Linked DNA regions of Homo sapiens: regions 2 and 3 are each linked to region 1. A link is a contact called in ENCODE Hi-C or POLR2A ChIA-PET data. All regions are on one chromosome and are shown on one strand. Each heading gives the region's core, a stretch centred on a gene start or an enhancer-like site at or near the end of the contact. The rest is flanking DNA. Distances are from core to core; before and after follow the strand shown.

The links. A loop is a pair of places that touch in the nucleus more often than their neighbours do. ChIA-PET counts read pairs that join two places held with the same protein, here RNA polymerase II (POLR2A). Pooled maps may share reads with other maps.
Region 2: a loop to region 1 is called in a map of naive thymus-derived CD4-positive, alpha-beta T cell, with 4 times the contacts of the local background. The contact joins the promoter of COL27A1 here to the promoter of AKNA in region 1. A Hi-C loop is called at or near these places in 1 of 168 maps with a recorded cell type or tissue (naive thymus-derived CD4-positive, alpha-beta T cell) and 8 of 50 pooled maps. POLR2A ChIA-PET finds 5 or more read pairs at or near these places in 1 of 52 experiments (IMR-90).
Region 3: a map of ovary shows a loop between it and region 1 (2.3-fold over the local background). The contact joins the enhancer-like site here to the promoter of AKNA in region 1. A Hi-C loop is called at or near these places in 2 of 168 maps with a recorded cell type or tissue (ascending aorta and ovary). POLR2A ChIA-PET finds 5 or more read pairs at or near these places in 1 of 52 experiments (BJ).

What each region holds. Positions count from the first base shown.
Region 1 is chr9:114,386,174-114,389,470 of GRCh38, reverse strand. It overlaps AKNA (AT-hook transcription factor), which reads left to right and starts at 1,489. Exons shown (of 22, transcript NM_001317950.2): 1 at 1,489-1,611. It overlaps LOC124902253 (a long non-coding RNA gene), which reads right to left and starts at 1,421. Exons shown (of 3, transcript XR_007061742.1): 1 at 1,218-1,421; 2 at 882-1,026. RefSeq lists enhancers at 1,197-1,486, 1,527-1,656, 1,127-1,862, 2,677-2,826.
Region 2 is chr9:114,153,952-114,157,248 of GRCh38, reverse strand. It overlaps COL27A1 (collagen type XXVII alpha 1 chain), which reads right to left and starts at 1,712. Exons shown (of 61, transcript NM_032888.4): 1 at 1,237-1,712. The coding sequence starts at 1,298. It overlaps LOC105376225 (a long non-coding RNA gene), which reads left to right and starts at 2,981. Exons shown (of 5, transcript XR_930256.3): 1 at 2,981-3,297. RefSeq lists silencers at 546-840, 1,728-1,847.
Region 3 is chr9:114,232,345-114,235,641 of GRCh38, reverse strand. COL27A1 (collagen type XXVII alpha 1 chain) reads right to left here. Exons shown (of 61, transcript NM_032888.4): 17 at 1-43. Among named protein-coding and RNA genes, the nearest start is that of MIR455, 25 kb to the right of the region's middle. RefSeq lists enhancers at 1-259, 260-760, 2,690-3,189, 3,190-3,297. Within about 2 kb of position 1,666, at least 7 of the 41 ENCODE cell types and tissues checked have a DNase peak (open chromatin) inside an H3K27ac peak, as active enhancers do; they include ascending aorta and ovary, where a contact is called at or near this core.

The sequences.
Region 1 (3,297 bases), core at 240-2,739:
TGGGATTTGAACCCAGGTCCACAGTGACTCTGAGATTTTTTTCTCTCCTACATGGGTGGTTCCCAAATCTGGCTGCTTATCAGAATTACCTGGAGGGCTTTTTGGACAATACAGAGGCCTGTTTTTTTTCCTCTTTCTTTTTGTTTCCTGACTCAGAGTCTCTGGGTCCTGGGTGGGGCCAGTGTTGGGAGCCTCTTGTGCTCCTGTGCCCGCTTTTCTGTGAAGCTCCTGCTTCTCCCGCTTGACTCGCTCTGCCCCGGGTACACAGGCCTTGCTGTTCTCAGGGAAAGCCCGCTGGCTCCCCCACCTTGGCCTTTCCACTTGCCCTCCCAGAACACTCTGCCCCAAACCTTCTTGTGGCTTGCTTTTGACCCCTCTTCCTTCCAGTGCCTTATTTGAATGTCACCTCCTCATAGAGACCTTCCTGACCGTCCTATAACCCTTCTCCTCCAACCCATTACTCTTGGCCCCATGTGTTCTCTACCAGGGCCAGTCACCTGGGACACTTAAAATGTCTGATGCCCAGAGACTGACTCTGTTGGCCTGGGGTGAGCCCCAGGCTTCAGTGCCACCTGGCCTGGGACACGGATCGTCACCCAGTCTCATTGTTCACAGCTCTCTCCTTGAAATTATACATGTGCTTGCTTATTGTCCATGTCTCTGCTAGAGTGGAGAGCAGGGGACTGGCCTGTCTTCGGCCCTGCCATATTCCCAGGTGATTTAAAAGCACCCGCCACACAGTAGGAGCTCAGTGAGTACCTACGAATGAAGGAATGGGATGGTGGGGCTTGAGGAAAGATAGCTCGACTGACCATCAGGATCGATCTGTTCCCAACATCTGGTGAACCCTTGGAGGGTTCTTACAACAAGGGAAAGTTTACCTGATCCGCCAGGTTCACACCTCCATGCTGCCCCGAACATCCCACTCTGGCTGCAGGACCACCTCGGGGTGAGGACGGTGGGTTGAGATGGCAGGAATCACCACGGTCTCCCTGAGATTCAGGTTGCACATTGGCAGAGTCAGAGCTGGAAGGGCAGGAGTGGTGTTGAGTCTGAGCTCTCACCGTGCACATGGGCCCTGAGGCCTAGTGAGGGAAGGAGCCTCGGCTAAGGTCAGGCCGTGGTTGAAGAGGGCCTAGAGGGTAGGAGCTACAGCATGCTGTGTGACCTTGGCCAAGCCTCTGACCTTCTCTGTGCTTTAGTCTCCCCATCTGTACCTGCAGGGCCTGGGCTGAGATGATCCCAAGCCCAGGACGTCAGGAGTTTGTTCCCTGAGTCCTTTCCTGGGCAGCGCTGACTGCGGAGGGCTTGCAAGGGGTTAAGCTCCTCCAGCTCTTGCTCTGCACGCAGACAAACCCCCTCCTTCTGACAAACACTTGTAGGAAATCAGGCTGGGCGCTTCCTGCCGAGGCGAGGCGGCCTCAACCACGGCAGGGGCGGGGAGAGGTGGGGAGCGATGCTGGTCTGTGAGCAGCAGCTTGGGCTGGCAGAACGGCCTGGAGGTGGGCCAGGGCGCAATGGAGACAGGGGGCTCCCTGGGTTTGGAACAAAGAATTCACAGGCAGGTCCCCTGAAACTGGGTCGGCAGGACGGTGGTGGAGCCCGAGAGAGGTAAGGGATTGGAACGGAGGAGGGCCCGGGAGGCCGCTTTCCTTCTGGACGGGCCAGTCACAGACTCTCCGGGACAGTCCAGGCAGCCGGACCAGCCCAGCCAGGAAGTTGCAGCTGCTGGAGCTGCACCGCTTTTCTCTTGGCTTAGGGGATCCCGGCCTCCAGGGCAAGGGTGGATTTAAGGAGGATTTCGTCAAGCCTCAGGATGCTAGATTCCAGTCCTAGCTCTGATTCTGATCTCTTGTGAACTTGGGTAGGCGGGTCCATCTCTGTGCCTGGGGTGTCGTCGTCTGCACCTGGAGAGTTAGTGTCCTTGGTTGCTAAGGGGTCTCAGAGACGATGCAGGCATGGGCAGCAGGCCAGGAGGCAGCGACGGCGCCGGGGGGTGGTCCCTATTGAAGGAGTGGCCCCTTATGCCAGCTGCGTAAGAGCAAGGAGAGGAGCCAAGGACAGTCCGAGGACCAGCAGACCCAGCTCAGCTCTTGAGGATGGCAAGACCAGAGCTGGCAACAGCCAGGGCACCGTTTCTCTTTCTCCTCGGCCTCTGCTGCTGGAGCGGGCTGGGGGCAGGGAGGACACAGAGAGGGAGTGGCTGGTGCTTCCTTGTGGGACTAGAGTCCACACAGCTGGTGGGAACCCCTTGAGAACAGCAAGTCTGTGCCCTGCCAGCAGGTGGGTGGGGGTATGGTTGAGCCTTTTTGGAAGGTCTGGTTACTGATTTGGGGGGTGGTCTTCCTTCCCCATCTCCCTGACACATCTGACAGCCTTGGTTTCAGAGTTGCGGTACCCCAGCTTTGAATCCTCTGTCTGCGCTTCCTGGCTGTGAGGTCTTGTGAGAGCAGGCCATGTCTCTGTGCCTCAGTGTCTTCATCTGGGAGGTGTCAGGGTGTGGGTGGGGGTAGAAGCAGGGTGGCACCCTGGACAGCTCTGGCTGGATGGGAAGGGGCTGCAGAGGGCACGGGGAGGCTGTGCGGGCTGCGTAGCTGTGCTGGCAAAGGAGAGCCTGGGCGTCTGGGCAGTTCTGAGGGATTGAGCCATAAAGGGAAGGGTCCCTGGCTGTGGAATGACTGAGCGGGCGGAGAAGCCCTGTGTGGGTGGTGGGGAAGAAGAGTCCATCCCACCCAGGAACTGAAGATAGACACCTCAGGGGTCTGTTAGACCCTTGAGAGAGCAGGGGCAGTGGCGGCTTGGGTGTAAGAAGGAGATGTGCAGAAGGAGGGTGCAGTGGCTGCTACTTCCTTGTGGGGCCAGTTTCTCCAGGGATGGCGGGGACCCTGAACTCCATAGCCCTCCCCAGCTCACACTGCTGGAGTCTTCACCAAACCCCACTCACTGCCTTTTAGGAGCAGCCCTGCTGCCCTAACGAGGGCTGGCTGGAACAACTCTGCCTTTATCTGGCATGCAGGGACACCTGCCCATAGCTCTCCTTCAAGGTCAGGCCATACTTTCAGACCTACGTGCCTTTGCCTCCGTGCTGTTCCCGCTGCCTGGAATGCCCTCCCCAGTCTTCTCCCCCAAATCCTCATTGTTTCTCAAGCCCACCTTAAAGCTTCCTTTGGTAACACTTCTGTATTGTACTACCCCCCACCGTTTAAAATCTTGGAACACTTTTACTCTTTTCTATATTCTTTGCATCTTACGTAGCGCCTGGTATATAGTAGGAAGTCATAGGGCTTTTTTAAAAAG
Region 2 (3,297 bases), core at 463-2,962, 230 kb after region 1:
CTGCCCACTTGCCCACAGCTGGAGCCCCACCATGGGGTGCTCGCCTGGCACCACTTTTCTGCCCAACTGCTGGCATCTACCCTGGCGCAGGGTCTTCTGGAGAAAATGAGTCAGCAGTGTGCTCACTGGTGCCGCGCGCGCGTATGTGTGTGTGTGTGTGTGTGTGTGTGTGTTGTGGTGAGGGGGTGCGGGGCGGGGGAATCGCAAACAGCCAGCTTTTTCCAAGACATGGGGAAGAAAGGAGGGGGTGTCATCCCGCGGACTCCAGCTCAAAGGGGGCAGGGCCCAGCTACAGCCCTAACAGCCTCTGGGGAGTGTCCTGGTGTCCTGGGGGCAGGATGGAAAGAGAGGAGCGCCGTCCACAGGCCCCAACGGGCTGCTTGCATGCTGCTGGCTCCCACACACACCCACACGCTGCGCCGGCTCCAGCACAGGCTCACTCTCTCTTACAACTCCTACTCCACACGCTGGGAATCCCAGCCTCTGGGCCCCAGCTCCGCGCAGCCGCTCCTGGGAGAGTCCCTGCCCCTCTCCGGCCCTGTCTCCCGATCTGTACACTGAGGGGTTCCGCACAGTGATCGCCCAGGGCCCTTTCTGCTCTGACATGCTGGCTCTCACTTTTTCTCTCTTACACACGTGAAAGGGACAGGAACCGAGAAGCAGGAAACACAGACACACAGACCCAGGCCGACTAACACAAACACGCGGAGATTTCCAGAAACGCGGGGACGTGCAGAGCCACACAGACACGGAGACAGGAGCAGAACCCGAGACCTGGTGACCTAGAAACTTGCGGACAATTTCACAAGAACAGATAGAAACGGAGACGTACAGGCTTGGGACCTGCAGACACTGAGACACCGGAACACACCGAGACGGCCCCAAACGGAGACCCCCCTCCTCCCCCAAGCATCCAAAAAGCCCCCCTCCGCACCCCGCCGGCCGCTCCAGGCGCCACCACCCACCCCCACCCCCGACCCCCGGGCTGGCTCTGCCCCCGCCCCAACGGGATCGGGCAGCCGGGCCAGGCGCGGCAGGGCGGGCAGCGTTCGCCAACTCTCGCCCGGCCGGGGGCGCAGCCCCTATTAACCCTTGGCGTCCCGCCTCGCGGGGGCGCAGGAAGGGGCAGGAAGCTGACGTTCCGCTGGAAGCGACCGCATGGCGGGGAACCCCGGCCCTCCCCGAGATTGGAGCAGCAGGAAGCTAGGGAGGGGGCGTCCCCGAGTTCGTACTCACCCCCCGCGCGCCGCCGCCGCCGCCGCTGTGCCTCGGGCCCCCCGCGCCGATCCCGCTCCCATGGCAGGCCCCTACTTCATGCTCCCGAGCCCGGGGGGCAAGTGTGGGCGCGCCCCATGGGGCCGCCAGCCCCCCGCCCCGCCGCGCCAGGCCGGCTTAGAGCGCGCGGCCCCCGCGCCCCCAGCGCAGCCCCGCGCCCAGGGGCGCCCGAGCAGGCAGGCAGCGCGGCTGGGGCCCCGCGGGCGCCCGCGCCAGGCCCATGGTCCCAGGAGTCCGGGCGCCGCGCTCGCCCCTGCCTCGGTCCTTTTCTGCTTCCACCAAAAAGGAAGAAGAAGCAAGAAAAAGAGAGAGAGAGATGATCAAACTTTTGGAGGCGGGCTGCTGGCGGTCCCCGGAGGCAGAGCAAGGCCGGGTGAGGGCGCGCGGAGGGCGGTGGAAGCTGCCTCCCCGCCGGCCTGGGGGAGGAGAGGAAAAGGAAGGATTTGGGGGAAATGAAGGCGATTTAAAGTCTCGGCCCGCGGTGGCTCTCCACCTTCCCTCCTCCCCGCTCCCGGCCGCCCTCTGCTGCCCCCTGCTGCCCCCTGCCGGCCGGAGCCAAGGGTACAGCCTCAGCTGGCCCACTACAGCCCCGATGGGACACCCGCCCCCCTCCTCCTTGTATAGATGGGGAAACAGATTCACAGAGAGGAAGGGGCTGCCCAGGGCTTCACGGTGATTTGATCACCGTTCTGAGATTAGGAACTTCTGACTGGTGAGGCTGGGGGTCCTCCAATGGGGGGTTGGGGTAGGGGAGAAGGGCCAAATTCTACTCCTGGAAGAAACCCACAGTTTCAGGGACGGAGCTAGGACCAGAACTTGGTGTCCAGACGCCCACGACAACCAGTATCGTGATCCCCACCGCCCACCAAAAGTTTGCGCTCCCAGACTCGGAGCGCCCTGGAGAACATATAGGGTGGGCTTGTTAAGGGTTTGCCACCCTCTCTCTCCCTTCTGTCAGCAATTGGAATCTAACCGCACCCCACCACCACCACTAACCACGCACCTCCCCAGAATCGACAAAAACTCCCTCGGATCCCATCCGGGAGCTAAGAGCTGCACACCTTGGCCCCCGGGCAAATTCTCACACCCAAAACTCCAGTCCAGCCCTGGGACCACAGCTCCCTCCGCCTCTACCACCTCTTGCCACTCGTTCACGAGCAAAGTTACACTTATTCACCGGTGCACACACACACTCCCACACGTATCCACCCTTTCCCCAAACTCAGACACACGCTCACACACGGTCCCATTCTGGGACAGCCACGCACCCTTCCTAGGTTCACACGAAACGCATCCTCAGATATCTGGGCTCAGGCGCACGCTGATACTCTACACTCGCAGAAGCATGCACACGGATGCTTACACAGGCACAAATGCACGCTATCCTGGCCATATCGCCCCCACACATGTACACACCCCGGGTGGACACACGCGCGCACACCCTCACTTGCACACAGTTCTCCGAGAGTGCCCACCGCACATGTGCACACACGCATTCACTCCTCACGCGTGTACCCACCTCCCCATACGCGCACACCTTTAGGCGCGCGCACACACAGGCATATAACACTTCGCACCGCTCCAGGAGCCCCCAAGCACTTACTGGGTCCCTACGTGCGAGGCTGGCCGGTCGGTCCTTCCTCCGGCGCCTAACGGCATTTGTATTCATGGGTCCCCGCAGCCGTGGGCGCGGGGGCGGGGGGCGAGGTCCCCTTCCCTAAACGGGGCGCGGGCGCGCGGAGCGCAGCGGCACCGGGAGGGGCATGGGCGCGCGGGACTGCGCCGCCGACCCGGTCCGCCTGCGCTCGAACTTCGGCAGCTCTGCGTCCACGGGCTCCGGCGCGGGCTCCGAGAGCTGGGGGCGGCTCATAGGTGCTGGGGCGGCGGCGCCCGCCGGGCCTTTTGAAGTCTCCGCTGGGGGCGGGGAGGGGGCGCTGAAGGCGGCCTTTTAAACCCTGGCTGCACGCGGGCTCGGTCGAGCAAGGTGTCTGGTTTCAACAAACTTTAGGAAAAGTCCCAAGC
Region 3 (3,297 bases), core at 417-2,916, 150 kb after region 1:
GGAATCCGGGATCTCCTGACACACCTGGAACCCCTTGTTCACCCTAAGTACACACCAGCAAAGAAGGTTACAATGGAGGCCACGTGGGTTCTGGAAGCCTCCCCCACAGACCCCCTGGCGAGGTACAGCTGTGCCGAGGCTGTTTCCCAAGTCGGATCCGGCCAGCAGCAGCCTTGTGAGAGGAAAGGACGGGCCCCTGGCGAGGAAAGCAGGCGGTGGCGGGGGGTGAGCTGGCCAATGTGCAGACTTGCCTGGGGCTGCTCGGATGGCTGAAAATGCCACTAACAGAAGCTAAGCTGCCCACTGCCCAGTGTCAACTGGCCTTGCCTGGAGAACTGATGCAGAGCAAATCAAGTGTTTGATCCTTCAACCTCTTCATCATTAACGGGTGTTGTCACACAGGGGTGAAGGCAGCGTGTGCAAGGGCCCCCACACCAACGTGGTTTCGGAGCGTTTGTGTCTGCTCAATTTTTCACCATCAGACTGAGCTGTCACTTCCTCCTCATGTGGGAGTTTCTGTGCCAGCAAGCAGCTTTGGTCTATTTTTTTTTTTTTTTTTTTTGAGATGGAGTCTCACTCTAGTTGCTCAGGTTGGAGAGCAGTGGTGCAATCTTGGCTCTGTGCAGCTTTGACCTCCCGGACTCAGGTGATTCTCTCACCTCAGCCTCCCCAGTAGCTGGGACTACAGGCGCGTGCCACCACGCCCAGCTAATTTTTTTTTTTTTTTTTGTATTTTTAGTAAAGATGGGGTTTCGCCATGTTGCCCAAGCTGGTCTTGAACTCCTGAACTCAGATGATCTGCCCGCCTCGTGCTGGGATTACAGGCGTGAGCCACTGTGCCTGGCCGGTCTACTTCTAATTAACTATTTTAATCAGCTATAGCATGGGAAATCAGATTTCCTGGCTTGTTGAGACTATGTGTAAACAGCAAGTAAATTGGTCTTGACTTAAGTCTGGGTGTTTGTCTTCTAACACGATGTACTGCACAGGCTTCGTGACACTGATTCTGGCTGCTGGAGGCCTCTTCTGCTCCCTCCCTGTTTTTAGCCATATTCTGAACAGGCAGTCCAGATTGGGAGCTGCTTCCCCTTAGGGCCGAAACCACCTCACACAGCCCTGGCCTCACTCTATCCAGCCCTCCACGTTGGACATTACTGACACTCTGTCAGCCCCAGGATTCCGAAAACATTTACATCCCTGGGAGCAGGAGGAAGAATGGGGAGAAAAACCCAGGAAAAATGGAAAACCTTAGAAAACCCACACATGGCTAAGGCCATGACCTAACAAAAGAACTTCCTTAGTAGAACAAAAGTCAGAATTAAAAAAAAAATTTTTTTTCAACTTACTTTGGTTTTTCCAATTTGGAAAATCCTGTACAACATCCTGGTATTTGGGGAACCACAGGACTTTTTTTTTTTTTTTTTTTTTTAATGTCCAAGAGAGGAGTGAAGGGGTGAAAAAAAGGAGTGAAAATAGAAAAACAAGGAAAGTTTAAAAGGCACCTAGGAAATCAGGACAATGAATTTGAAGGGAGCTGGGCTCGGAGCAGGAGCTTTGCTTCCAGAATGCTTCTCCAGGCTGAGAGAGGGAGCCAAGCGGTTGTAAGTGGGACTGAGTCCAGGCTGGGTCATGGAAAATCTGGGATTTGAGGCAGGAGCAACCTTGGAACGTGAAGGGATGGCTCTGTCATCCCAGGGTAGGGCCAGGGGACACGGATGTGTGCGTGGCTGATCGGAACACAGCCTTAAGGCTCCTCCCCACCAAAGGAAAAGGGGTTTCTTTCTCCCCCTCTCTCTCTTTTTTCCCCTAAAGACATTTGATTTTCCTAAAAACTATGGGCATGAAAATAATTTCCTCCTCCTTTTTCTTTTTCCAGAGTTTTCACATCTCTAAATGTCCCAGGCAACTCCCATCAGCAAGCCAGCCGAGTTCCATGTAACACATTTATTTCCATGTTCCTGAAGCAACGCTGAGCTGAGACCAGCTCTGCAAAGGGGCCTATAAAGAGCTCACTGCCTACACTCTCATTTTCCCCAGCTTCCTTTCTCTCTCGTCCATGACTTCAACATTTCCAGAGCGCTGATGTCTCAAACCTTGGGATAAACAGGTAGGTGTGGGGAACCCCCTGCCTCCATCAGAAAGCCCCTTCAAAGAGGGAGGGCTCTGGCAGAAAGGTGTAGCAGACAGCAGGGCAAGGGGGGCAGAGGTGGGTTGTGGCTGGAGGCTTGGGCATGACAGGAGGAGATGGAAGAGGTAGAAACAGGTAGAGAAAGGACTGGGGTTGGCATGGCACCCAGCTGGCTACCCAGGGATAGGCTTGAGTAAAACAATCTGGAGATGTCCATTTTCACCCAGCAATTCTAATGTTCTAAGAGTCCAGGGGCCTGCAAATCTCTTTCTCTCCCTGGGTCTTGGTTTCTCCATCTGTGAGACGTAGGAACTGTGAAATGTGACCTCCCAGAGTCTCACCAGCTCTGACCTTCTGACTTAGTTCTGCTTCACAGTTGAGGTCTCTGGAGCCAGGTAACTTTCTACTTACCAGCTGCGTGGCCTCAGGCAAGCTTCTTTTTTGAGAGGGAGTCTTGCTCTGTTGCCCAGGCTGGAGTGCAGTGGCACGATCTTGGCTCACTGCAACTTCTGCCTCCCAGGTTCAAGCGATTCTCCTGCCTCAGCCTCCCAAGTAGCTGGGATTACAGGCACCCACGACCACGCCCAGCTAATTTTTGTATTTTTAGTAGAGACGGGGTTTCACCATATTGGCCAGACTGGTCTCGAACTCCTGACCTTATGATCCGCCCGCCTTGGCCTCCCAAAGTGCTGGGATTATAGGCATGAGCCACTGTGCCCGGCCCAAGCAAGCTTCTTATTTCATAGTGGGTAGGAGGATTAATGGGTGGATCCATGTGGTACACTCAGATGGCGCCCAGCATGGCACCTGACCTTATGACTCAGGTGTAGGAGGAAGCAGAGGCACCTAGAGACAGGTGCGGTGTCACCTGACCACATGAGGGGCTGGCTGAGCAGCAGTCAGTCCTTCGGATGTCTCATGGATACTTGGAATGTTGCTCTGAACCCCTCCTGCACCCCCTTCGGGGGTCCTGGTTTGCCAAGGTCTGAAGAGGCTAGGCAGGAAGATGGCCACAGAGCAGGGCACAAGTGCTGGGCCCTGTGTCTCTCGTATTCAGATGCTGCTTTGCTCTGGGCCCCCAGGGCCTGTCTTCCCACTTCCAACTCTGGTTTGGCACAGGGTGAGATAGGGAGAGCTCAGCAGCAGGGCTGTACAGAGGATACATGGCA